Regions from separate parts of the Homo sapiens genome. Here region 2 is linked to region 1. Evidence: read pairs that join two places in POLR2A ChIA-PET (ENCODE). Cell type or tissue: K562. All regions are shown on one strand.

The links. Peaks named below come from ENCODE experiments on the same cell type or tissue, not always from the same donor. Only the 100,000 strongest peaks of a DNase experiment are listed, where the experiment ranks them.
Region 2: POLR2A ChIA-PET joins it to region 1 with 6 read pairs; 1 of 35 experiments calls an interaction of 5 or more read pairs at or near these places.

What each region holds. Positions count from the first base shown.
Region 1 is chr10:43,067,724-43,072,723 of GRCh38, reverse strand. No RefSeq gene overlaps it. Among named protein-coding and RNA genes, the nearest start is that of RET, 6.8 kb to the left of the region's middle. In K562, a CTCF peak has its summit at 1,870; a DNase peak (open chromatin) is centred at 1,878; H3K27me3 peaks cover 3,239 bases.
Region 2 is chr10:43,375,591-43,380,590 of GRCh38, reverse strand. It overlaps FXYD4 (FXYD domain containing ion transport regulator 4), which reads right to left. Exons shown (of 9, transcript NM_173160.3): 7 at 4,857-4,896; 8 at 4,522-4,559; 9 at 4,256-4,444. The coding sequence ends at 4,425. Among named protein-coding and RNA genes, the nearest start is that of FXYD4, 6.5 kb to the right of the region's middle. In K562, CTCF peaks have their summits at 3,079 and 3,523 (motif pointing left); a DNase peak (open chromatin) is centred at 3,040.

The sequences.
Region 1 (5,000 bases):
CTGGGGCAGTAGCATGGTGGGAAGGCTGCAGGGGGCTCTGAGTGTGTCTGCGCTCTGTCTCTTGTCCCCATGTCCTTGGCGGGTTACCCAGAGTCTCCGTGCCTCAGTGGGAAGGCAGAGCTCCTTCTCCCCAAGTTCCCCGGGGATGCAGACAGTCAGTCTGCACAGAGTCCTTAGCCCAGGGACGCTGGCCATCAGCACGAGCTGCCGCTGTCATCAGCCTCTGTCCTGTCAGCTGTAGGAGCTGAGGCCATGAGGCCCAAGCAGTCACTGGATGGTGCTAGGGTGGCATAGAAAGCCAGGGGGCCCTGGACCCAAACAGTCCGGGCTTCCCACCTGCACAGGTGACAGCACGCACCTGTGTGCTGTGTGGGGCTGGTGGTCAACGAGACTGGCTTGCTAGAGCACACACCTGTCTTCTGCATCCTGGCTTGGCCACAGGCTTTGAGCCCTCCCCATGCAACCAGAAGCCTTCTCAGTGCTGGAGGGACCTGGGTCCCCAGAGTCCTATTTGCCGCAGAGGACCACTTATCTGACCTTGAATTACACATTCGGGAGTGGTGGGTTGATTAATGTCTGCGGCCACCCAGGCTCCTGGGGGATTGGCTCACATAAGGCAGCCCCAGCCCGAGGGGCTCAGAGGCCGGCTGGTCTGTGGACAGGACCTCAGGCCTGCCGGTGCCTTGCTTGGTGCATCCTCTGGAGAAGGCATCCTGGCTCCAAGCAACGTGGAGAGTGGAAGCTCGAGTCAGCTGTCCAGCAGATACAGGCTGAATGCTTTTTAGACAAAACATCTCCCAAGGCAGTTTCATAATCTGCCTTGTAATGCAGATTTAGACAACTTTTTACGAATGCGCTTTTTAAAATAGGCCTTAATGGATCTTTGCAGTAGTTACAGTCCATTGTGTAAATGCAAGCAGAAGGCTTTTTGAAAACATGTATTATTGATCAGAAAGGCAGCAGCAATTAGAAGCCAGTGTGTCGTATTGTTCAATACACACTTCCTATACAGCCCTGCCGTGCCCACTCATAACTTTCTGACAAATTATCTCGTCACTAGGAAGCCCTTTCTTTTCCTTTTTGCTTCTGTGAGTGAAAGAGCGCCCCCCGATTCGTTATTAGCTGGAGGTAAGGTCAATGAAAAATTAAGCTCACCATTGCCATTGCAAAACCTATTTACAACTTCTCCTTGGGCTTCTCAACTACAACCAGGTCTGAGCTGGAGGGGCTACAGAAGGGCCACAGAGGAGCCACTTCGAAGGAGGAACCCTGGCATCCAAGGCCACCATGAGCTGCCATTCAGCGGGGTTCCAGGGAGGAAGTGTGCCCCCGCCTGCTCCCAGTGTTCTCAGCATTTCTCCTCTTCAGTCGCCAAACCCAAAATGACCACTGAGGATTTGTTTTTTGCTCCAACACTGGTAGGAGAATCTCTCTTTCCCCCAGTCTGCACAATTGCCCTTCGTCCTTCTTGAAAAGCCCACTTATTTATTTGACAGATATCTCCTGGGCCCTTGCTATATTCCAGGCACCATTTTTGGAAACAGAGACGTTGCAGTGGAGAAAACCAAGTCCCTCCATTCCCCGTACATCTAGGGGACAGTCTCCCAAACTCAAGGCATGTGTGCAGGGGTCCAAGGCAGAAGAGATGTAGGTGATGGTTGTCAGGCCTGGGCGGCCCCGGGAGCTGACCTTGGGCAAAGAAGATGGTGCTGGGGGACAGTGCTGCCCTGGAGACACCGGGAGGTGGTGGGAGGCCAGCCAACCTTGGCTTCCCCGCAGTGCCCCAGCAGGAACAGGCAGGCATTCACCCTTCCCGGAGAGCATCCTCTCAGCAGCCTCTGGCTGGCCTCCCTGGAAGTTGCAGTGCGCCCTCCGTCCTCTGAGAGGTGTCCTGCCCGCAGGACCTTCAGAGGCTCACTTTGGCCCAGGAGGTCTTTTGGAGCCAAAAAACCCTGTGGTGCTTTGGGATGCTGACAAACAGGAAGCCAGTGACTGAATGCCCCAGTGGTGTCTGCAGGCTGCCATGGGCCCAGGATGGAGGTGGCTGTGGCTCTGGCAAGGTGTGTATCTGCCAGGGCCCTCCAGGCCTGTGGGTGCACAGGGGAGCCTGCCTTGCTCCACACTCGGGAGCTGCTGTGAGCTGCAGGGACAGGAGGGAACTGTAAGCTGCCTGCCGGCCACCTTCCTTTCCTCCCTCCTGCTTGCCCTTGGGTGTGGGGTGCAGGGTGCAGGTCGTGCGTGGTTTCCAGCCCCTGTGTCTACAGAGGGTCCAGGCACTTGGTACTTGCTCAGGTACTGCACTGGGCCCAGGCACTTGGTACCCCTTCCGGCTCTCCCGCAGGCCTTTGTTGCTTTGGAAGCCCTGGGGCTGGTTGCAGGCAGAGCCCTCAGGACTTCCCCTCCAGCCCCTGCACTACCCTGTGCTGCTACCTGAGCTGAGGCCTGCCCAGGGCTTCCCGCCATGCCTGGACCCCTCATACAAACCAGAGAGGCCCCTCCCTGCTTGCTCTGTCTGTCCAGGGGAAGGTTCTGCGACGATGACCATGTTGAACTTTGTGCTGCCTGAGCACTTAAAATGTGGCTAGTGTGACTGAGGAACTGAATGTTTAATTTTATTGAATTTAAGATAATGTAAAATTAAATATTCACATGTGGCCAGGATACTTATTGAGCAATGCAGCTCTAAAAAACATCTCCGTAGCCTCTCCTTGGGGGTGCCTGGGGAAGATGGGCTCCTGCCACCCACCTCCCTGCTGGAAGGAGAGCAGAGAAGCAGCCGGTTGAATTGTTCCAGGGAACTCTGCTCTTGCAGCATTCCCTCTGGGCCCTGGCTTCCAGGCAGCTTGAAAATGCACAGCCCTGAGGAGACGGGCGGCACTGCAGGGGTACACCCTGGGCACCCCCTATCTGGAGAGTCTTCTGCTTCCCTCCAGGCCCAGCCCCAGGACTTCCTTCCTACAGCAGGCATGGCTAGGAGCACAGACACAGCTCAGCCTTGGCAGAGCCCTGCCCTCAGGGGCCTCTTTGGAAAGGGGCTGATGAGCTACTGCGTATTAAGAGGCTGATGAAGAGCTGTCAGGGGACTCTGTATGCAGCCAGAGGCCCAGGCCTGATCACTAATGCTGGGACCTCAGCATCCAGCCCTCTCTCCTCTGCCCCAGACTCCCCATCCCTCAGACTCCCAGGTGTTCCCTGTCCTGGACCCCCACCTGCCTGGGAGGATCTTCCTGGCTCCTCCCAGCCCCTCTGTTGTCCAACTCCTACTCATCACTCAGAAGTCACCTCTTCCCACCCTGCTTAGATGCTTGGCACTGGCGCTGCATGGAGCCTAGCGCCCTAGCTGTGCTGCATTTCCCTGTGGCCTGAGGAAGGCCTTGCAATGTCTGTGGCCCCAGACTCCCTGCATCACTCTTCATTGTTGTCTGTTCCTGGTCTGTCTCATGTTCCCCGTCTGCCTGCGTGGGTTCAGGTGCGTTGACTGCTGAACTCCCAGCATCTAGGGCAGCTGGGGACCTGGTGAGGATTCCTAGCTGCTGTTCAAATGTCTGCCAGGAGAATGCCCTCTGGGCAGGGAGGACAGCCAGGAGTGTGCTCAGCCAGCAGGTGGGGAGTGCAGGGGTCTGCTGGGAGCATCTGTCCGCTGCCCCACTCTCTGCAGCCCCTTGATGCACGCTCACCTGCTCCTCCAAGCCCCTTCTTCCTGGCCGGCCTGGCTCTGAGCGGATGGAAGCCATCTATAAACATCAGGGGAAGGAGCGACGCAACCAGGGGCTTGAGCTGAAAACAACTCGCAGGGAGAGAACAAGGCGCCCAAATAAATCACCCGGGGCCCGACATTTGGAGCGTTTGCGTTGGAGACCAAACACAGATGCCCTTTAGATAAATACATTTTTGAGAAGCGTTCTGCAGGAGAACTTTATGACTTTAATAGATTTTTGGTGTCAGACAAGCATCAGGAAGTGTTTTGTGGAGAGAGTTTCTCTAAAAAGCACAGAAACATTCTTCTCCCTCTGGCCCTTTAAGCATAAGGGTACGATAATCCCAGCAAGGGGAGGGGCTTCCTTTTCCAGGTTCCCTTGGGATTTGCCCAGGGCTGGGAGTGCTCAGCTGAGAATGTTCTGGAAGGTTTGGAAGACCTCAGTGCTCCAGGCCAGCAGGGGGTGGGGGATCAGGGGTGGGGGTCTCTCTGGAACCTGATTTAGAAGCTTAGAAGCATCTTACTTACCCAGAGCAACTCCCCTTCCCTCCTAGCTGTGCCCCGCCCTGACCCCCAGAGGAGCCTGGGCCTGCGGTCCTAGGGGATAAGAAGGGCTCTGCATGGAGGACATTGGTCCTGCTGAGGCTTCCAGAGGTTGGCAATTTTCTGTAGATTGGATACTTTACAAAGTTCCCCAGGATGAAACCCAGGAGTGCGGAGCTGAGCTCACAGTGGGCCCTGAGCCAGAGAGAGGAGACGCTAGGAGAAGGTCAGATGCAATCATGTCTGGAAGCTTCTCCTTCCGGCTTAGAGATGGGCCCCCACCCTCCTGCCCACCCATCCGTCCTGGGCCCTGCCCAGGGTCCTGCAGCCGCCCTTTGCCCAGTTTAGGCCTGGATACCAAGCAGCCGCTGGTGGGGCTGGCTCCATCCTGCCTGAGTTGCTCTAGTCTCAGCCCAAGATGGGGCTGAGCTGTGAAGGTGTGGGTGCCCTCCTGGAATTGCAGCCCCAGTTGCAACTCATCTTCGAGTGAGGCTGGCATCTAAGCACTACACACCAGATCGTCCGTGCTGTGGCTTGGGGCCAGTTTGGGTGGGTGGTTCTAGGGCCAGGCTGAGCTGATTGCTCGCTTGTTTTCCAGGCCCGGCGGGACGGGTGTCTGCACTGTTTTCCAGGACCCCTCCTGAGGGCTGCAAAAAGCTTCCAGGCCTCCATGTTGATGGCAGAGCAGGCAAGGCAGCTCACCCTTCACCCTGCTGACTTCTGTGCACATTTGGGGCCACGTTTTCAACAGCTCCGGCAC
Region 2 (5,000 bases), 310 kb before region 1:
ATTTTGGGAGGCTGAGGTGGGAGGATTGCTTGAACGCAGGAGTTCCAGACCAGCCTAGGCAACACAGTGAGAGCCCATCTCTACATAAAAAAAATTAGCTGGGCCAGGTGCAGTGGCTCTTGCCTGTAATCCCAGCACTTTGGGAGGCTGAGGTGGGTGGATCACCTGAGGCTGGGAGTTCGAGACCAGCCTGACCAACATGGAAAAACCCCGTCTCTACTAAAAAAAAAAAACAAAATTAGCCAGGCATGGTGGCACATGCCTGTAATCCCAGCTAATCAGGAGGCTGAGGTAGGAGAATCACTTGAACCCAGGGGGCAGAGGTTGTGGTGAGCCGAGATCATGCCATTGCACTCCAGCCTGGGCAACAAGAGCGAAACTCCATCTCAAAAGAAAAAATTTGCTGGGCATAGTGACACGCGCCTGTGGTCCTACCTAATCTGGAGGCTGAAGTGGGAAGATTGCTTTAGCCTGGGAGGTTGAGGCTGCCATGAGCTGTAATCATGCTACTGCACTCCAGCCTGGGTGAGAGAGTGAGACCCAGTTTTAAGAAAAAAAAGAAGAAAATAAAAAAAATACAGAAATTAAAAAAAGAGAGCTGGGTGCCATGGCTCACGCCTGTATTCCTAGCACTTTGGGAGGCTTAAGCTCAGGAGTTTGAGACTAGCCTGGGCAACATGACGAGACTTCATCTCTACAAAAAATATAGCCGGGTGTGGTGGCATGTGCCTGTAGTTCCAGCTACTTGGGAGGCTGAAGCAGAGGTTGCAGTGAGATGAGATTGCATCACTGCACCCCAGCCTGGGCGACAGAGCCAGACTTTGTCTCAAAAAAAAAAAAAAAAAAAAGTATTATTTTAAATCAGAATAATAAGTCCTTTCTCTAGTCCTCACCTTTGGGTTCTGAAACAATACCTTTTTTTTTTTTTTTTTGAGACCGAGTCTCACTCTGTTGCCAGGCTGGAGTGCAATGGCACGATCTCAGCTCATTGCAACCTCCGCCTCCCGGATTCAAGCAATTCTCCTGCCTCAGCCTCCTGAGTAGCTGGGATTACAGACATGTGCCACCACGCCCAGCTAATTTTCTATTTTTACTAGACACGGGGTTTCACCATGTTGGTCAGGCTGGTCCCGACCTCAGGTGATCTGCCCGCCTCAGCCTCCCAAAGTGCTTGGATTACAGGCTTGAGCCACTGTGCCTGGCAATAGCCTGAGTTCTGATTCCAAACTCACAAGGCCAACTCCCAGGTACAAGAGGGAAAAGATGATCTGAAAGACTAGAGAACAATTTTTTTTTTTTTGCAAACTTTTAAACTTGATTATTTTGGGGTGCTAGGTTAGAAGTTGGTTTACTTTGTGAGTAAATGTCTCTGTGATGTTTGTTTTCTTTCTTTCTTTTTTTTTTTTTTTGGAGACAGAGTCTCGGTCTGTCACCCAGGCTGGAGTGCAGTGGTGCGATCTCGGCTCACTGCAACCTCCACATCCTGGGTTCAAGTGATCCTCCCACCTTAGCCTCCTGAGTAGCTAGGATTACAGGCATGAGCCACTGCACCCGGCCAATTTTTGTATTTTTAGTAGTGACAGGGTTTCACCATGTTGGCCAGGCTGCTCCTGAACTCTGGACCTCAAAATGATCCTCCCACCTCGGCCTCCCAAAGTGCTGGGATTACAGGCGTGAGCCACTGAACCCAGCCCTGAAAAATAAAAGATTTTTAAAATAAAAAAGTGAGGAAGGATGTATAGTCACCCAGCAGCACAGTCCCTGGGCTCTGTCTTTGACAATGATAAACATCGGGAAGGCAACAGGCCCCAGTCCTTTGGAAACAGGGCTCAGGAGCAGGACACCAGGGTTGGAGGCTGGCTGTGGAATTCGTTAGCCCATGAGAACCTCTGGGTGCCTCCTCTCCTCTAACCTAACCCTAACCCTAATGTCATCCGCATCACATAGGTTGCTAGGAAAATTTGACATGTGTGAAGTGTTTACAGTGGTGTCTGTCACTCAGTAAATCCCCAATTGAGTGGAAATGACACTTTGCTTTCTCTGGTCCCCCCTACCTCTCCCCACAGCCCCTCAACTAGGAGAGGATGACAAGGGGAAATCACCCACCAGCTCTGAAACAGGCCCCAGGAAGGGGTCTCTGACGCACAGCCAGTAATCCCACAAAGGGAAGCCTGGAGAGCCTCTGTCATGCCCTAGTCAGCCCATTCCTCACTCCCAGAAGGGAGAGAGGAGAGCTCGTTTCCCCTGGGAACCAGGGTCCCAACTCCAGGGCCTGGCCTTGTCCATCTGGGGCTAACACTGACTCCATCCTCCACTGTCATCCAGACCTGGCCTCCCATCAGTTTCTGACTCCTCCCACCATGATTTTCCCAGGTTCCATGAGCGAGAGCCGTCACCCTCCACATCAGAGAGATAAGCCTGTCACTGGACAGTCACACCTAGGGACTCGTGTGGTGGGGCCTCCTACATAAGTGGTCACTTATAGGACTTGGGGGAACTGTGACACCTGTCCAGGAGAAGTTTAAATGAAGCAGCATGAGAGCTTGAAAGAAGAGCGGCAGGTCTCCACCACGACGTGGCCCCAGGATACATGTGAAGGTGGAGGTGGGTGGCTGTCACGTCCAGAAACCTCTGCTCCCCAGTGGGGCACTGGGGTTGGAAGTTGAGGCTGCATCTCTTGTCAGGGTCATGGGGCCACCATGCAAGGACAGGGTTTGCTAGGATTTCAAACAGCAGAGCTCCTGATAGTCGTGACTGCGTGGCCCTGGGTTCCTCAGTCAGAAAGCATGCACTGCTTCCGGTCACCTTTGTGTGGCTTCCCCTGGGTCTGCCACTCCAGACTTGGCTTTCTTACCGCACTTTTCATGTTCTCAAAAGCAGTCTCTCACACCAGCGTCTTCCCGTGCCAACGAGGAGAGAGCTCTGCACTGCACCCCCTGGATGAGGAGGCGTGCTCAGGAGCCCCCTTCTACCAGCCCTGCTGGGTGGCTCCCACCCCTGCCTCTGCGTCCTGCAGGGCTGGGCCTTGCCTCCTCAGTGATCCTATCGCCTGCATTCCAGTCGTGCTGCTAATTCCCTCCACCAGGGTGGTTTGCGCACAGGCCCCTCCCTAGGTCCACCTGTGCAGACTCAGCGCTGCCTCTGGGCTGGCCATACCACCTGGGGCTGCTGGTACAGGACAGCTTCCCCAAAGCACTGGGGCTTGCCAGGCCTTCTGTGACCCACCCAAGATTCCCTGATAGTGGCTGGACTCAGCCAGGTATCTTTAGTCCCACTCAGCCCCACCTTGGAACCTTGCTCTCAGTCCCTACGTGTCCTGTTTCAAAGGCCCTGGAAGACATGTGGACCTCATTTTTACACCTCTGGGGCCCTGCACAAGTCTCTGACCCCACCCACAAGGCAGGTGACCCTAAGTCTAGGATACATCATACTTCTCAAGGATGTGGCCCACCCTGAGACATGGAGGAAGGGTGCATCATTGGAGACAGCTGCCCAGCCCAAGCCCTGGCCTCAGATTGGGAGCTGCCACCTGGCGGGGACTCCATTGTTCTCTGGCCTTTGCTGGAGGCAGAGGCTAGAAGTGGTCTCAGTTCCTTCTCCTGGGCTGTCAAGGGGCAGGACTGCAGGATGGGCACCAGGCAGAAGTGGCACTTCACACCCCTGCCTGGGGTGCCACAGGGACATTGCCAGGGAAGTCTTCCTGGAGGGGAGTTCAGGCATGCCAAAGAACTTGGATTTGCACACATGGTGTTTGTCTCCCACATGCACTATGCAGGGCTTCTCGAGACATACTTCTTCATGGAATTTCACAGGATATTTCCTGGGAGGAGGGGGGCCCATGGGGTGAGCTGAGGATTTTACTGGGATGGGTCAAAGGAATTGCTACATTTTCTACCATAGAGAGCATTCACTGGGTGAGGTCTCAATGGGGGGTCTCAATTGAGGTCTCAATGGGGGGGTGAGCCCTGGGGGTCGCTCTAGATTAAAGGAAGTCATGGGTACCTGAGGCATCAGGACTTCTAGGGCCCCCGTGCAAGTGGTGGAAATGGAAAGGTCTTCTGTTATAACACTGTGGTATCTCACAGTGCATGGGTCTCTCTGTGGGGCTTGCTGGAGTGGGAGCCATAGGAGACAGTTGGGCGGCAGGGACTCAGGGACTGGGAAGCTTGCTGGGAGTGGGCATCCAGGGAAAGTCAGCAATCCAAGGGATTACCCACCCCCAGACCCAAAGACGATGGATCACAAGACTACCGAGGAGGGGGTGGTGGGGCGAGTTTAATTCATAAAGAAGCCTCCTGATCAGAAAGGGGCCTAACAGCCTGCCCTTGGAGAGAAGTCCTTCCTTGAGGATAAGGCCTCCCAGGGGAGGAGGTGCTGGGGGCCAGTGTTAGGCTTCAGGCCATCCCTGGAGGCCAGTCCTGTGCTCAGCAAGTAGTGGCAGAGCCTGCGGAGAGTGGCGGGCAGGCCATCAGACACAGTCCTTACACAGACACCCCCTCAGCCCACAGAAGCCCGTCTCACCTGGAGTGATGAGTGGGATGGCCTTCTCAGGTACAGGACTAGAGAAAGGACCACATCAGAGTAGTATCAGGTTAGCCTGGAGGACCTTCTCCCCTATATCCCAGACTCTTGCTGCCCGGCCCCAGGAGTGCAAGTCCTTGCTCTCCTTCCATGGTCACTTCCCACAATACCGAGGTCAGAGCTTTCCTGACTGGGGCCCTTCAGGGTTGACTATCTGAATAACAAAGCCAGCTGCAAGCCCAGCGAGTGGCCAGGATGCTGTCCACTCTCCAGGTCAGGACTGTCCCCCCGTAGTTCTGCCCCGAAGGAGGAGGGCACCATAGGGTCAGGCTCACCTGTGCTGCTTCTGGCTGCTCTTGCATTTGCATTTGCCACCTGGGAGAGAGAGAGGGGTCAGCGCCAGGGTCAGTGCTGGAATGAGAGCACTCTCTCTTTCTGCCCCACCCTGTCCGCCAGCCCCACCCTGTCCTCCAGCCCCA